Regions from separate parts of the Homo sapiens genome. Here region 1 is linked to region 2. Evidence: chromatin loops called from intact Hi-C (ENCODE). Cell type or tissue: left ventricle myocardium inferior. All regions are shown on one strand. Each heading gives the region's core, and the rest is flanking DNA. Links, peaks and the distances in the headings are about the cores only. Region 1 has its middle 250 kb from the start of TECRL. Region 2 has its middle 130 kb from the start of TECRL.

The links. A loop is a pair of places that touch in the nucleus more often than their neighbours do. Peaks named below come from ENCODE experiments on the same cell type or tissue, not always from the same donor. Only the 100,000 strongest peaks of a DNase experiment are listed, where the experiment ranks them.
Region 1: a loop joins it to region 2, with 3 times the contacts of the local background. A loop is called at or near these places in 64 of 110 quality-filtered maps.

Annotation. Positions count from the first base shown.
Region 1 is chr4:64,159,911-64,168,261 of GRCh38, reverse strand. No RefSeq gene overlaps it. Among named protein-coding and RNA genes, the nearest start is that of TECRL, 250 kb to the left of the region's middle. In left ventricle myocardium inferior, for the core only: no CTCF peak of the experiment used is centred there; no DNase peak of the experiment used is centred there.
Region 2 is chr4:64,536,061-64,544,411 of GRCh38, reverse strand. No RefSeq gene overlaps it. Among named protein-coding and RNA genes, the nearest start is that of TECRL, 130 kb to the right of the region's middle. In left ventricle myocardium inferior, for the core only: CTCF peaks have their summits at 4,966 (motif pointing right), 5,821 and 6,031; no DNase peak of the experiment used is centred there; H3K4me3 peaks cover 589 bases; H3K27ac peaks cover 951 bases.

The sequences.
Region 1 (8,351 bases), core at 223-8,222, 380 kb after region 2:
TCTTTAATTAGACCATTTAAATTCCGTTAAATACTTTACTTCATGGAAAGTTCAAGCTCCAATATGTTCAAAAGCTTAGCTGATTGTTGAAACAAAAAAGCCCAAAGATATTTCTCTTCTCATTATCTTTTAAACAGAAGAAATAAAAAATGATTAATAACCCTGAGGTGCTGAATTAAAGTAAACTTGAAGATGCAAGGGGAGGAGAAAATGAAATGAAAAATGCTCTGTGCTTCCATAGCTTCCACTTTCAACATGAGAGTGAAAAATAAAAAAGAAAGAGAATAAAATAAAACAAAATTACAAAACAATTACTGGTTTCATTCTAAGTGTGGAGATTGCTTTTTTTTTTTCTTTTTTTTGACAGTCTCACTGTGTTACTCAGGCCATAGTGCAGTGGCACAATCCAGGCTCACCCCAGCCTCAATCTCCCGGGCTCAGGTGATCTTCCCACCTCAGCACTGTTTGTAGCTGGGACTGCAGGCGACCATCACCATACCCGGCTAATTTTTGCATTTTTTGTAGAGACTGGTTTTGCCACGTTGCTAGACTGGTCTCGAACACCTGGACTTGCACGATCCTTCGCTTCCAAAGTGCTAGGATTACAGGAATGAGCCACCACACCTGGCCCTATATACTTTTTTTAAAAATTTACTTTAAATATAAAATTCAGCCTTAGCAGCAGAGAACTGGAAATCTCTGGCTTAAAAATATATTGATTTTTTTTTCATTTCTCTAAAGTAAGTTCAAGCTTAAGCAACCTGGAACTTGTGTGCAAACAATGTCCTGAGCAATTTATCACCCATTCTTAGCTTGTCATTCCAAACATATAGTAATATCTTGTTCTTGAGTACAAGATGATCACTGCAGCTCCTGGCCTATTTTCTGTATTCACATGATAAAGGAGAAAAAGCAAATAGCCTGTAAAAACACCTCCCTATGGAGTCAGGTCACTTAAAAAGCTTTTTCCATAAAAAATAATCCAACAACTTCTCTTTCCAATCTTTAGCCATGCTTAAGTTAAGTGCATGAAACCAATCCAATCACTTTCATTTTTTCCAGGGATGCAGTACCAGGTTACCCATGACCTCATTTGAAAAAAATCATTTTACACTCATCTCAAATTAAAGGAAATGTTGGAGAGATGTTCAAACTTCATTTTTTTTCCTCAGCGTAAGAGGGTGAACTTGTGGTAGTAGTATGATACCAAACACTGAAATGAAATACATAGAGAGTATACACGCAAACACACCTTTTAATAGCTTATTTTTCTCAAGATTTTACAGAAATTGTTGCTATGCTTTAATGTGTCATATCTACAGATCCCACAGTGAAGCTTGTTAAATAGCATTATGGCAACCTGGCCAGCTCTCTGTTTCCTTTCCTGGACATAAAAATATTTGTTATATTTAACATGCCAAAGTAAATGGAAACAACTATTGCATGATTGTTGGTTGTATAAGTATTCAATTATATGTATTGTTTATGTATTTTTTGGATAGATGTTAGAGTGAGCATTTGCTATTCATTACCATGAAAAACCTTTTTAAACAAATGATTATATGTATCAGTATGAGATTTTATTTCAGACAGAAGCAATAAGAAATGAAAAATGAGGTAACTGCACAAATAGCAATAGGAAAAGCACGGTTCTTGATTAACGGAAGTAACAGCAGCCTCCTGACTCTGGTAAGGCAAAGTGATTCTGTCTATAAATATCTCAAGCATTAAACAACAGCTCAACCTTCGATGGCACCCTAGAAATGCAGCCAGGTACTTTCTTTAAGCTCTGCCAAAAGTTTTGTGAATTAGTTTATAATTTGTTTTAATCTCATTTTAGAAAATTCCTTCCTGTTTAAAACAGCTAATTTTAGTATCTGAAACCAATTATGTTGGTAAATAAAAAGTACCAAGACTGGTTTCAGACAAAAAGACTTTGAGAAAAGTAGAAATCTGGTTAATTTTGGAAGAAGTTATATCCAAATTAGCATCAAAAGTTATAATTCTTATAGTTTTTACCACATGGTAAGTGAAGTATTTTTCCACCTGTTTTAAATTTTCACAGATAAAGGATCACCCTGATGTTTCTACTGAAAGCAAGGCAATCCATTTTGTGGAATGAATACTTGCTGTTATAAATTATGACTCTGGTCAAAAAGATTATAAGAATGAATAAGCTGGTTGAGTACATATAACTGCTATGAAAACCTTAAAGAAAGACAATTTCAAGCCTGCCATTTTATGTTCTTATACAAAAGGAGAATCCAAGAACTGTGCAATCTCTAGACTGCTTTGGAAGAATTACATTTTTCTTTGTAGCCATGAAAAGATGTAGAAAGAAATAAGATTATGGTCCTATAAAGAACTGAATTACAATAAATCTATAGTAGAGAAACTTATGCTAGATGTACACACATAATCAGAGACAGCTGAAACAGATGGGAATGATAGCAATTGTTCATTTGATTGGTAGACAATGTTGATTGGTACTTAATGTTGGCTTATTCTAAAATATTTGAGATGTCATAAATTATGATAAATTATATAGAGAAGTAATCCAAATGCTAGGAGATATGTAAGTTGAAAAAATGTGTGAATCATTCACTATTCTTTAATTATATCCCTGGAGATGTGTCTGAGAACATTCCCTTCAGGAAAGGAAAGGAAAGGAAAATTGCACTAGTGAGGAAAACAGCAACAATCTGGAAAACCTCTGTATCAACTGTCCTCGGGAAAATAGGGATGGAAGTGAGAGATTCTGCAATGGACCCCCAAATGCATGGAGTAAAGCCAGATAGAGTCACTTAGCAAACAGATACAAGAAGGTATTGTATGCTTGTCAGATTAGACAGCAGGTCAGAAGTGGCAAGCCAAATAGCTACACTCTCAGAGCTCTTTGCTAGTAGTTGATTATTCATTTATCCCACGGATCAACTTAACAAATAACCTAGAAGATCTTTGTTAACTAGGGGGGAAAAAGAGCTCTATTGTGGAGAGCATGCCTGATATGGTATCTTTCTTGTAGAAGCAGTCAGATTGAGACCAGCTTCTTTAGGCTTGTTCAATGCTGGTAAAAAATGTTTCTTTGGTGTCAAATATAAAGTATACGCAAGGGCTTGGTAACCTAAGTTTTCTTTCACCACAGGTCATCTGACATCTAATGTTCATTGGTAAAAACTTCCCAGAAATTTTGTTGCTCCTGCTCATCCAAATAATCTGTGAACTTCCAAGCATTGCTCAACAAACCCTTTACTGCCTAAACTACTGGGTATGCATTTGTTGTCTGAAAATAAAAACTTTGACCCAGAAGTCAGTCTTTGAATAAGTCTACTGGAAAGCAGTTAAACATATTTAAATGATTTTATTGTATTATATACGGTAAATTCTATTGCCACTGCATACTTTAGATAAGAAAATAAATCAGTATGTTTTTCTTAATGATCATCACTGCCAGGTGGTGAACCACTGGTAAAAAGAGTTGAGATTTTAAAAATCATGTCAGGTGAAAACTGTGAAAACATAAAATAATAATAATATAACACCTTACATTTTCCCATAAAGAGTATAAAGTTAATCGTCAATCCCAAACAAGAAAATTTCATTCAGGCTTTATTTATTTATTTATTTGGAGATGGAGTCTCGTTTTGTCGCCTGGGCTGGAATGCAGTGGCGCGACCTCAGCTCACTGCAACCTCTGCCTCCTGGATTTAAGTGATTCTCCTGCCTCAGCCTCCCGAGTAGCTGGAGACTACGGGTGCACGCCATCACACCCAGCTAATTTTTTGTAGTTTTAGTAGAGATGGGATTTCACCATGTTGGCCAGGATGGTCTCTATCTCTTGACGTGCATTCAGGATTTATTAACAAACAAACAAAACCAATACAACATAGGCTCATAATGTTCTTGGCTTCTTCCTCTATGACATTTAGATAAAATGAAAATACAAGTAATTACCAATAATAGGCCTTTATAAGGTATCTTAAGCTGTATCACTTTTAAAGATTGAAACCCCCTTCTCAGGAAGTACCTCATAAGATTACTAACAACCCCAAACTTAGAACTGCTTTCTACCTGAGATACATCTCCTCCATGGATGCTTGCTGAATAAGATCATATCAAATACTTTTGACAACTCACTCTACTAATAGCTGCTAGAATCTATTAACTTTAATAAAAATTCTCTTGCAAGGAATTCCTTGTTTCACCTGGTTAAGAAGATATACAAGGCCCTTCTCCAATCATTACTCCCTGTTGGAATTATGCAAAGGAATTTAAATTGTTTACAAGGGATCTCATGCCTCCATGGGAGGACAGGATTTAAAATAGTTGTGCAACTGAAATATGTTTGACATATTTTAAGCTAAACTTGTGCATGAGGGTTGAAACTTTATTTTCAAGTAGAAAAGAAAAAAAAGGTAGGCACTGGAAGTTTGTAGAACAGTAGTACTGTCTATCTTGGGTTTCTAATCTATTACATCTACTCTATTAGCTTTCAAAGACACCTCCAGAAAAGGGAGTATTTCCCCAACTGACAGAAACTCAGCTTTTAAATGTAGTGTGAAGTCATTTCGTCTCATTCTAAAACTTCCCAGATGAGTAATCTCTTCAAGATCATAATAAGTAGATATTTGATAAAGCATGCTATTTGCAATTCTAAATTTTCCCTTATGAGGAAATTTCCTTATATGACAACAGAATATAGCTACGCATCACCATTAGCATTTATTTAAATTGTCAGAAATCTTAATAAAAGCTTTAGTCAAAATATAATACAAACTAAATTATGACAACGCAAGTTCTCATGCTGTCTTTAATGTAGGTACAAAGATAGTTTCTTTTGCCATCAGACCTACACAGTTGGCAACATAGAATCTAGTTCCATTTGCTGCATTTGCATATTGTCAAATATTGATCATGGTATTTATCTCATTGTTAGTTCAGCAAGATGGTCATATGTGATGAGACTCTCTGTGTTATCTAAAGGAGTTGCTTAAAAACAAACAGATAGCTCTGTTTCACTGTACTGTGTAAACATACAAGGGAAAATGTAGTCTAAGATCAACATTCCATGTTGTATGTATGATAACTTACTACTTGTAGATTTGTGGAAAGATAAAGTCACTGCTGTTGGGTGTTGAATTATGACAGTACAAATGATAGGGCATACGATTTGGAAAATATGATCTCCCAAATTCTATTCCCATAAATTATAGTCTTTATAGTCAGACTTACTATTACCTTGTAACAATGCCTTCACATGTACCCTCATTGCAGTTACTATTCTTAAACTGTCTTAAGCTTAACTTATCCAGATTCTCTTCTTTAATTAATCATATTTTTCTACCATGTATATTTAAGTGTTGATTATTAAATAATATAGTATTTTGTATTAGCATCTGGGCATGTCTTCATGAATTCCCTTTGTAATTGTACAGTAGATTTTTGATCTGTTTTTCCTAGCCAAAAGATACATCAACATGATAATAATTTAGACTTTTCTTACAAATTTTTCTTCTGGAAATTCTTAATAAATGCAAAACTGCATACATTCTAAGGTAAATGTAATCGGTTTTCTGTAGATTTAGGTATGTTTGTGTTAGTATGTGTGCATGTGTGTGTGTATGTGTGTGTGTGTTGTCAAAACTTCTGGTTTTGATTCTTTTGATTTTGTATAGATCAAGACTGTGACTTCAAATACCCTGCTTAACCCAATCCCATCTTCATTTTCTTTTGTGGAAGAAAAGCATAATTTTAAATACTAACATATCCCATGCTTTGATAATTATTATCCCAAGGAAAATTATTCTAGATTCATAATAGAGCATCAAAGAACCTTCACTATGCATCCAAATAATAAAAAAATATAGTTCAGGGAATAAGAGAAAGCAGCCAAAAATAATTTCTTCCAGTCCGAGAACAAGAATTTGAGGAGTGACACACACCCTTAATATTAGAGTTAGACTAGGTTGCATGAAGAATTAATTTTTTGATGTTTCCCAGCCCTTCCTTGTGAAAGTCAGGCCTTTGGGGCTCTGGTGTCCAAATGCTTTAGATCAAATCCAAGTCTCACTCAAAAATAAGCAATGGGATGCCAACTTCCTTAAATCTCTTGGTTTCTATTTTCATTTTTATAAAGTAAATGTAAGAATGCAAAGTATTTCAAATATTATATTTTTTTTTATAATTTACTGAAAAGCACTTTGTGGATTTTCAAGCCTATAATAAACACTTGATACAACTTAATTATGGGTAGTTTTTGTAACTCTGGAAATAAAATCTACCTCACTTTTTGTCCTTTTTTTTAATGATAGTCCCATAAATATTTTAATTACAAATGTGTATTTAATACTGCAAATGTATATTTAACCTATGCATTTAATAAAATTAGATAAGCAATCTATATTTGCATATTTTAAAATAAGTAACATTTAGCAAACAATAGAAAAAGCGAGTCACCAATTTTCAAATCGCAAAATAATAATAATAATAATAAAGGTGAGTTTTTAATATCGATTAAAAAGTATGTGTTTATAATACCTAAATCTGCTTTGCTTTAATTTCAGATTTGCAAAACAAACACTATATGACAACACTATATGTTTTTTTTCTATTTCATGCAGTCATGGTTTAGGAAAATCTGCTTTCGTATAAAGAATAATAAAAGTAAGTCATTTAGCATAAATCTAGGGCAACTAATCATAACCGCATATGTACTATAGTATTTATTAAAGCATTACATTAGAAATTCTTGATTTAATAGCCAATACATTTATCACCTCTTGAAACTTCAGCATATATGCTTTACATCACACAGGAGGAAAGAGTTCTGCATACACAAATGTTCACAAAATAACAAAAAGCAGAATAAACTAAATTCCTAGGAAAATCATAATGATTTGTATGAAAAAGTGTTTCAAAAAAGATTTCTGCAGTTCTTTAAATAAGACTTCTTTAGTAAAGGAGTTCAGAAAATAAATCCACTTATCTAACTATCTGTCTTTTCATTCATCTCTCCATTCATCCATCCATGCATATATACATTCATACATACATAAAAAAATCACAGAACACACATCCTTTTCAAGGTCATCGCAATTGCATTTCAGGTTTTCATAATTCTATGCTACTAACTATAAAAAAGCATGCCTCAAAATAGCCAGTAATCAAATTTCCTAATTTTCTTAAACAATTTTAAGAAGTATTATGATAACCAATATAAAATGATGTAGAATTACTGAAAAAAAAAAGATGTTAAAAAAGACCAAATTTAAAGTCATTGACTTACACTCTCATGTAGACGATGTGTTAGGCCGTTCTTGCATTGTTATAAAGAAATACCTGTGACTAAGTAATTTATAAGAAAAGAGGCTTAATTGGCTCATCGTTTTGCAGGCTGTACAAGAAGCATAGTGGCATCTGCTTCTGGGGAGGTCTCAGGAAGCTTCCAATTATGGCAGAAGGCAAAGACAGAGCAAACCTATCATACAATGAGAATAGAGCAAGAAAGAGAATGGGTGGGGAGGGACCACACACTGCTTAATAACCAGAACTTCCTTAAACTCAGAGAAAGAGCTCACTTATCACCAAGGGGATGGCCTAAATAGCCGTTCATGAGGAATTTACCCTCATAATTCAAACACAACCTACTGGGCCCCATCTCCAACACTGGGGATTACATCTCAACATGAGATTTGGAAGAGGCATCCAAATTATATCAGACGATCAAATACTTTCTACTTGTTAAGTGATCATACTTCCTTATCCAGACTGTAATATATCTCCAAGTCCTGGCCTTATAATCAGTTCTTTCTCAGTAAAGTGATAGTATTCATTGAATTCTCAAAATAACTACCATATTGGATTAGTCCGTTTTCACACTGCTATAAAGAACTACCTGAGACTGATATTTTATGAAGAAAAGAGGTTTAATTGAATTGCAGTTTTGCAGGCTTAACAGGAAGCATGACTGGGAAGCCTAAGGAAACTTACAATCATGGGGGAAGGCGAAGGGGAAGCAAGCACACCTTACCATGGCAAAGCAGGAGAGAGAGAGGGAAGGCGGGATTGCCACACATTTTCTAACAACCAGATCTCATGTCACTCACTATCAAAAAAACAGCAAGTAGTTATTCCATTTCCATGGTTCAATCATCTCCCACCAGGCTCCTCTCCCAACACATGGGAATTCCAATTTGAGATGAGATTTGGGTGGCGACACAGAGCCAATCCATATCACATATGTTTTTTTGTTTGTTTGTTTGTTTGTTTTTTGAGACTGAGTCTCACTCTGTTGCCCAGACTGGAGATCAGTGGCACGATCTTGGCTCACTGCAACCTCCACCTCCCGAGTT
Region 2 (8,351 bases), core at 187-8,186:
TAAATTTAAAACAATATTTTAATCTCTTATTGAATTTGTATTCAAGGAAAATTTTAGGCAAAAGTACCATTTATCCTGCTTTCACTTCTGCTTTTACTTTATTTGCTTTTGATCATCTTTTGGATGTCTTTGCTGGGGAATTTTAGATCTGCTTTTGGGTTGAAAAGTGCCCGGCCATGATACCAGTTTCGATCTTACATGTATTATATACTAGATGTCTATCCCTATATTTGCATTTATTCATTTTAACAATTTTATTGTTCCATAAGTCAGAATTTCTTTTCTAGAAAACAGGGATAATAATAATCTAGTGGGTAGTTGTGAGCATTAAGTAAAAGTTCTTAGATAGCTCTTAAAACTCTCAAAATGTAAAATTAGTTAATTTGAGTAAGAGCTGTATTTTTATATGCATTTAGCAACTGTCTGCCTTTTTTGTGCTTTCTGTTAGTTCCCCTGGATAATAAGAGTTGGAGCTGCTGACTATTAGATAAAGCATATTCATTTCTGTCAGATATGTATTGAGAGAATACTTTTTTGACTTGCATAATTCAAACTCCAAATGATAACTCTTTTGATTTAAAGAATGGCCTCAGTTCATTAAACAGCATTTCCATATTTTTTATTTTTTAGACAACAGCACATGCATGATGCCTCCAGAGTATTCACTGTACTCTTTGTTTTCTAATTCAATGTGTGACTGAAGCCATAGTTTACTAGTTTTGTTACTTTGAGATAACCCTATATTTGCATTTGAATTACTGTACACTATTGTAGTTAGTAATTGCCACTGTGTAAATGCAGATAATATTTAACTGCTTTTAAGTATAGATTTTTATTTAAGTATATACCACAGCTCTGTAAATTGGCAATTCTCAAATGGGGCCATAATCATAAACTCATAGTTTGCACATGCAATTTAAGAGAGCATTTTTAGAAAATTATCACTGCTTTGTTTCAGTTGTAGATTGGCAGTGATTCAATGTTTTGATTTTAGTCCCATGATTTAATTTTTAATTTCAAATAATGCCAATATGGGAAATAAACTTTCCATGGATTTATAATAAGCAGTATACCATAATACTGAAAAGTTTAGTTCTATCGTTGGACTATGTGGCTCAGATCTTGTATTTTCTTCATAATGGGTCAATGACCTAGGGTAATTTTCCTCGATTTCTAAAGAGCCTCATCCCTTAAACTGGAGAGAATACAAATACTTAATTGGTTAAGTTACATTTTGTGATAATAAATAAGTTAATATATTGAAATTATATAAACAAGTATTAGATAAATAAATGTTCAATTTTATTTTAAATAGAAAAATACATAGTATTAAAACCAAATAACTTGGGTTACTAGACAACAGAAAAATTTGGTTCTATTCTTTACTTGTAATTTTGTATAACATATGCAGCTTTTTGAACACTTTTTTTCTCTTTTATTTTAAAAGCATATTAATACGTGCTCTGCTTATCTCATGTGTGGGTTACGAAGGTAGAGTAATATAATATGCTTCTGTTGATAAAGTTGGTTAGTAGTTTCTAAAAATTGCTATTATTACTAATGTTAAACAAGTGAAATAGTGGATATAGTCATCAAAATTTTTAAAGCATATTTTAACATATTTTTCAATATAAAATTTCAATAAGCTTAGACTTAGGGATATTTAAACAATAACACTATCAAAACATTCATTACCATGTAAATAACAGTAGTACACTATATTGTAGTCAATTATACCACACACTACACTTCAGACTTTGTACTATACACAATCCACATAGTTGTTTCTCATTTAATTCTAACAATAACATCAAAATATACAGTGTATTTGTATTTACATTTTATTAATGAGGAAAATGAGGCTTACAGAAGTTAAGTAATTTGACCAAATGCAGAAAGCTAGTAATTTGCGAATCTGGAGTTCAAATTCTGTTTTTATGCCACAACTCAAGCTTAAACCACACTAATGAGCTGTTTCTCCAGTTTAGTTTCTTCATTAAGCTAGAGAATTATTAATAATAACAAATTGTTTGTTGTTTTCATGCCAGCTCCTGGAATGGCAAGACCTGTTGCATAGAGTACTTGACTCTGAGTCAGAATAAAGATCTTCAGCCTGAAAGAAAACAAACACACTAAAAGCACACTGGAACAAGGATAAATATTCTGTTAGATATATTATCTGGGGTTATTAATGGTGTGAACAAAAGTTCCATGAAAAAGAATTTGGAGGGAAGACTTTATTCCTGTGAACAGTTTGCAAACCAGGAAGAAAACCTTTGGTGTAAAAGGAAGGTGCTTTCCAGAGAAAAAAAGCAGGGCTTGATTTTTAAAGAGAAAGTTCCAGCCCAGGTTCCCAATCAGGTTCATTTATTCAAATGAAGCATCCAAACTTGGAAAGCCATGATTGGTCAAGGAAGATGCACTCTGATTAGTTGGTCATGTGAGTTCTGAAAGTCCCAAAGTTAAACAGAAGTAGTGGGTTTTCTGGGAATTCAGAGTATGTGTGTAACCTCTAGTCAGCAAACAGCCATTTGGTTGTATTTGACTTTAGTCTCAGCCACTTGGGATTCATTTTAAGGATTGACTTTCCCAGGTTCACATTTATTCGCAATGGAGAGGCAGAAATTAGACGTGAATATCTGATTTAAAATTATGGAAACGTAAGAGTTTGGTACAAGATTTGGGAAGTGGAAAGTGCCTGACTTAAAATAGTAACTATATGAAAACAAGTGAACAGATTGTGAGATGATTGTTCTGTATAAATAACAGGTTATTTGTTACTAGACATTAAAAACTGGAAGCTCTGCAGAGCAGAAATATGGTATATTGAGATGTTTTCAAAGTTCCTGCGGGCTAATTTTGCAATTTGCGTCTTTTAAGCTTTATGAGAGGCAAAGCAAAGCTTTCAATCCTTTTTGTGATTGTAATCCACTATTAACATGTTCTTATATAATTACAATTCATTTTGTTAAAAATACAATTTATTCCCAATTTTAATGCTCCAAAATATGTTTCTAGGTGCTTCTTACACCTAGAGAAGAGACACCGTGACCATTATGAAGCAGTGGAGGAGAGGGCAGTTCATCTTTGTAAGCATCGAATATATGCTAACCATTAGGAATATGGTAGTAAATTAAACTCTCAAGGCTCTCCCTCCTAAGAATGTTATATTTTTCAAAGAAGACATATACAAATATTTAAGTAAATAATAAAAGTATCTCAAAAGATTTGTGGCCCATTTTGCTAAAATGTTTCACCAGCTCAGAGAGAGTTTTACACAGAAAGTTACTCGGAAAACAAATTTTGGTAAGAGACCAATGTGTGTAGCATTTAATGAGCATTTATTTTCTTCCAACCCCTTTACACAAGCATATTGTTCCTGAGTCAACAATTAAAACCTTGAGGAAATTGAAATGCAATGACGATACATTACTTATAAAAGTCCATGTAACTCTAAGGAATCGGGGTTAGAATCTACTTTCCTTTTCATTTGACAATAGCATCCCTTACTTTTGTTCTTCAATAAGTTTGGCTTTTGCTCAACAAAGGAGGCAGCACTGTCAGTCCGAGAGGAAGCAACAGGACAAAATACAGTAGGAGATGTTCCACAATTTGACTGGAAAACAGAGCTCTCTGTGAGCTGACTTGTGTTGTGTGTAGGTTTGGAGAATGTTGGAGTTTAAGATACTAAAGCAGGTAGGAGCCAAGTGATGAAAGCCCTTACATGGTTTGTCAAGAATTTTGGCCTTGATCATATACAAAGTAGAAATCTCTAAAATGAGAGATGGCATTCTCAAGCTGGGGAGTCTACAAAAGATTGAATGTGGTGGTAGCATAGAGATGTAGCAGCCTAATATTTTTCCCACTTTAAAATTATCATTTAATTAAAATAACTATATTATAATACAAAGGACTAGAAGAGTCAATATTCACAAATAATCTTCAAAACTAGATAACCTTAGACATTTCTAAGCAGTTGACCCCCCAAATTTCTTAAAACGTGATTTATTTCAGTTTTTAGGTATAATTTTAACAAAACAAATAAAATTCCACAGACCGTTATAAGATTTACTACACACTACAATCATTGTGCTCTTTGATCATTATGGCATCATGTATAACATATTATAATTATGTAATGTTTATAAAATTGTACAATTAAAACATCCAGAAATTTAATGTTTTTAAAGGGTTGAAATATACTGTCTTTTGTCTGTCCTCTCTATATGTATCACACAGATATAGCTAACTTAATAAAATTCCTGTATACTTAAAATGTGCAGGTACTATGATATTTTACAATGCACATATTTTACAAAGCCTCTTAAAGATTTCAAACCATGTATACATAAACGTGTACCAATAATTTGCTGAAACATCTTTTAATTTCCAAGTTCTATATATGCTGGAAATAAGGATGAATGAACCATTTCTTACACCCAAGGAGCTGGCATCACCCTTGCATACTTATTTTGAGACTCTGAAAGAAACACCTTTATTCTTTAACAAAATTGCTTTTGAGAGGTGGATGAGGAAATGTAATGATTTAGATGGGAAGGCAGAGGTTCTTCAATGTTTTTCTGTATTGGACTTAACTGTATATAAGGGTCTTAAAACAATATTACTCCTTGAGAAAAATAGGAAAACACCAAGAGCAAAAATAGAGATATTATTTTCTTATTTGTTTGTTAGTTAAAAAATTACTTATTACTTGACAAGTTTAATTTTCATGGTCTTGAATAATCGTAATTTTCACATTCCTGCTTGTTTTGCTTACAAACACACACATACACCTCAAAGAAAACAAGTTCCCTAATATTTCAGGGTAAATAAGTAATACTACTTTTTAATTATTATTATTTTTTCATAAATTGTAGCACTTGAGGATATGTGAAAACCGTGGTATAGCTATTGTCGTTAACCAGATGATCTTTTATTTCACCAGTGTTGCTGTTATTCCACTAGGTGGCAGCCTTACCCCAGCACTTTAGGATATTCACAGACAAGCAAGCTGCTATCCACATGTGTTCTAGTTAATGTTTTCCAATAGAAATTTAGGTGGTTAGTTGGTAATAATAATTATAATAAAAAGGTGTAGTTTTCTAATGACATCAGGAAAGCCATTAACTGGAGTGAGAAGAGTATTCAAACTAAAAACGTGGCAAATTGATTTACAAATGCATTGACTACAAACAAAAATCTAATAATCTGTCCTTTCTCTTTTATTATGGCTAAAGTATTGTGGAAAATTTCACATATTTTCTGCATCTGATGACCCGGGCCTGAAAAATATCATCACTTTAATAACAAACAATGAAACTCCATTTTTTCACAAGGAGCTAAGAACACGTTTAGTTGTCCTTCATTTTCAGGGTCTCCAAAATAGCAAGAAAAGCCAAACAATACAATCCAAGATATCATTTCATTGCAGCCCTGCCCATTATTGATTTGGAATTATTCTGAAGCTTCTTTCAAACAGAAGTCATTGGAAGCTGTGGAGACGGATCCATAACGGCTTAGAAGCTTTAAGGGTTTATTTACCATTTGCCTTTAATCACTTTTCCGGCTTTGTGAAAGGACTGGAATGTCTGAAGTGACATTTCAATAACTGCAATTTTTTTCTGCCCGGTTGGAGAAGAGAACGATGGATAGCCAAAACAAGTTTGAAGTATTCCAGGAAATGCTGCAAGATCTTTGTTTTGCAGTTGAAAAAGAAATACTATTTAAAGAGATAAAAGGAAGAGCAGGGCCAGGCGCGGTGGCTCACGCCTGTAATCCCAGCACTTTGGGAGGCCAAGGCGGGAAGATCATGAGGTCAGGAGATCCAGACCATTCTGGCCAATATGGTGAAACTCTGTCACTACTAAAACACACAAAAAAAATTAGCTGGGCATGGTGGTGGGCACCTGTAGTCTCAACTACTCAGGAGGCTGAGGCAGGGGAATCGCTTAAAACCGGGAGTCGGAGGTTACAGTGAGCCGAGATCGCACCACTGCCCCCTAGCCTGACAAGAGAGCAAGACTCCATCTCAAAAAAAAAAAGGAAGAGCAGAAGTAGGAGCATATGCCAGGACAGTAAGACAAGAATTTGAATGGGCTTTAGACCAATATTGGCCTAAAAAGTAATTTTCCACTTAGGTTTACCATTACTTTAAAGCAGTTCGATGGCACGTGGCATAAGTGTGAAGAAACCTGTGTAGCTGGAGGGTCAAATAGTTCTGGAGCGAGGAACATTTCTTTAAAATTCTAAAAGTGCTTTGACAGTCATCTTTAATATATTACCTCTTCTAGATTCCTTCATTTCTGACTTGATTAATTTTACTTTCCCTAACTTCCTTTCTTTAAATTTTACTTAGATTCAAAAATATTTTATTTCAAAAATAAATATGAAAGAAAGGAAGTTAGGGAAAGTAAAATTACTTTCTTCTCTAGTCTTTTTTATTTTTAAATGTTCTGGTTTCTCTACACATTAGTTATTTTCCTCAAATTTATTTAGATATATGTATTTACTGTTTGTGTTCGCAAAATTTTTGTTTTAAAATAGAAAACCATTAGAGGTAGAAATGACATATACAGGTATATTCTTTTAAAAAACATATATAGGTATATTCTATCAAAACTTGAGCATTTTATGAACTAATTTATTATATGTGAATAAATTACTTCCTGAGAGAAAGCCCAGAACCTTGGAAAGCTAGTGTAGTTTTCAGCGTATTCAGGAAAAATTAGTTTTGTAAATAGTGCATTTAGTTCAAAATGCACAGATAATTGATACAGATAAAACTTAAATTTTAGCTTCAAATACAATCCATTAAAGTGTTATTACACTTACCAAATAAATAATTTTGGTCGAGAAACAACTACATTTCAGTTCTGATGTCACTCTTTTAATTATTTGCTGCTTGGTCAGGATTCTGACAGCAGAGATGTTTGTAAAAGAATGAAAATCTAAATCTGTGTCTCACAATACAGATTAGAATGTCACAAAGCCCCGGGCATATAGACAAATGTGTCATAGCTCCTTTGCTAAGATGATGATGATGATGATAATGATGATAATGATGTACCCGGCTATGGACACCATATTCTGCAGCAAGTAAGTGCTATATAATTTTTCCCCCAAGTATCCATTATTTTTTGATCTATTGGTTTCATACCAATTCACTGTACTTCTTATTGGATGATTAAATGATGATTCATTTCTCTAGAATTTAGAATTTTAGAAGTATTCAAGTGGCTACAAGATTCAGACATGCTACAGATGTCATATTTAGATTTTTAAAGCAGCTTAAACAATGTTTGCTATGAAGCATTCTTAGCTAGAAAGAATGACAAGGAATAGGACTTTGGCTTATCAATTCACTTTAAGCCCTGATATATTGCTTTCTCTCTCAAGGCATATATGCACAAGTAAAAAACCAACAACTAATTACTGTTACGTATCTGAGAGTATTAAAAGGAAGGCATGGGATAGTCACTTATAAAGACAATAGGAAAACAACGTAAACTACAGCAAGAAAGAACATTTTATCTTAGAGTTAAGAAAAAAAAAAGCAACCAAACTGGTCATGGTGGCTTATGCCTGTAACCCCAGCACTGTGGAGGCTGAAGTGGCGGAATTGCTTGATTCCAGAGTTCGAAACTAGCCTGGGCAACACAGTGAGATCCTCATATCTAGCAAAAAGAAAAAAAAAAAGAAAAAGAAAAGCACACAAATTTTTAGTAGTCAGAACGTAAGTAGTGTATCATTTTGAGAAAAAAGTTTTGCAGAGGAAATCCAAGAGAAAACTTAGTAACAAAATTATACTGAATAATATCAAGTATAATCATGGAAACAAAGATAATATTAGCAACAGCCTGATGTGTACAAGCTAATGGCCCTGATTCTGTGAAATTCCACTTAATTATTTGCACAAATTATAGATCATCAGTCATACCATCTAAGAATGAGTGGGTTTAGATCCCTGGAAGAAAGTACTGTCTACATATTTATAGGTACACAGTAGGCAACCAAATTCATGAACTCACAAACTCACAAGGAAACTTACACTCACAAACTCACAAGGAAGTTGAACTCACAAACTTGCAAGGAAGCTCTGAAGAGAGCCACTTCTTATACAACAATTTTTCAATTTAAACAGACATAACAGCAGATACTGAGTGTAATCTCCCTATTTTTCTTATGGACTCTTCTACAAAAGAAATTTTGCATCTTAAATAGGAAGTGAATGATAATTTTACCTATAGCTGACTCTATATTCACAAATATCAAATATGAGTAATTTCATCCATTCATTCAATAGATATTTATTAAAAAGGAGATATTTATTAACTGAAGGAGAGTTCCAGGCA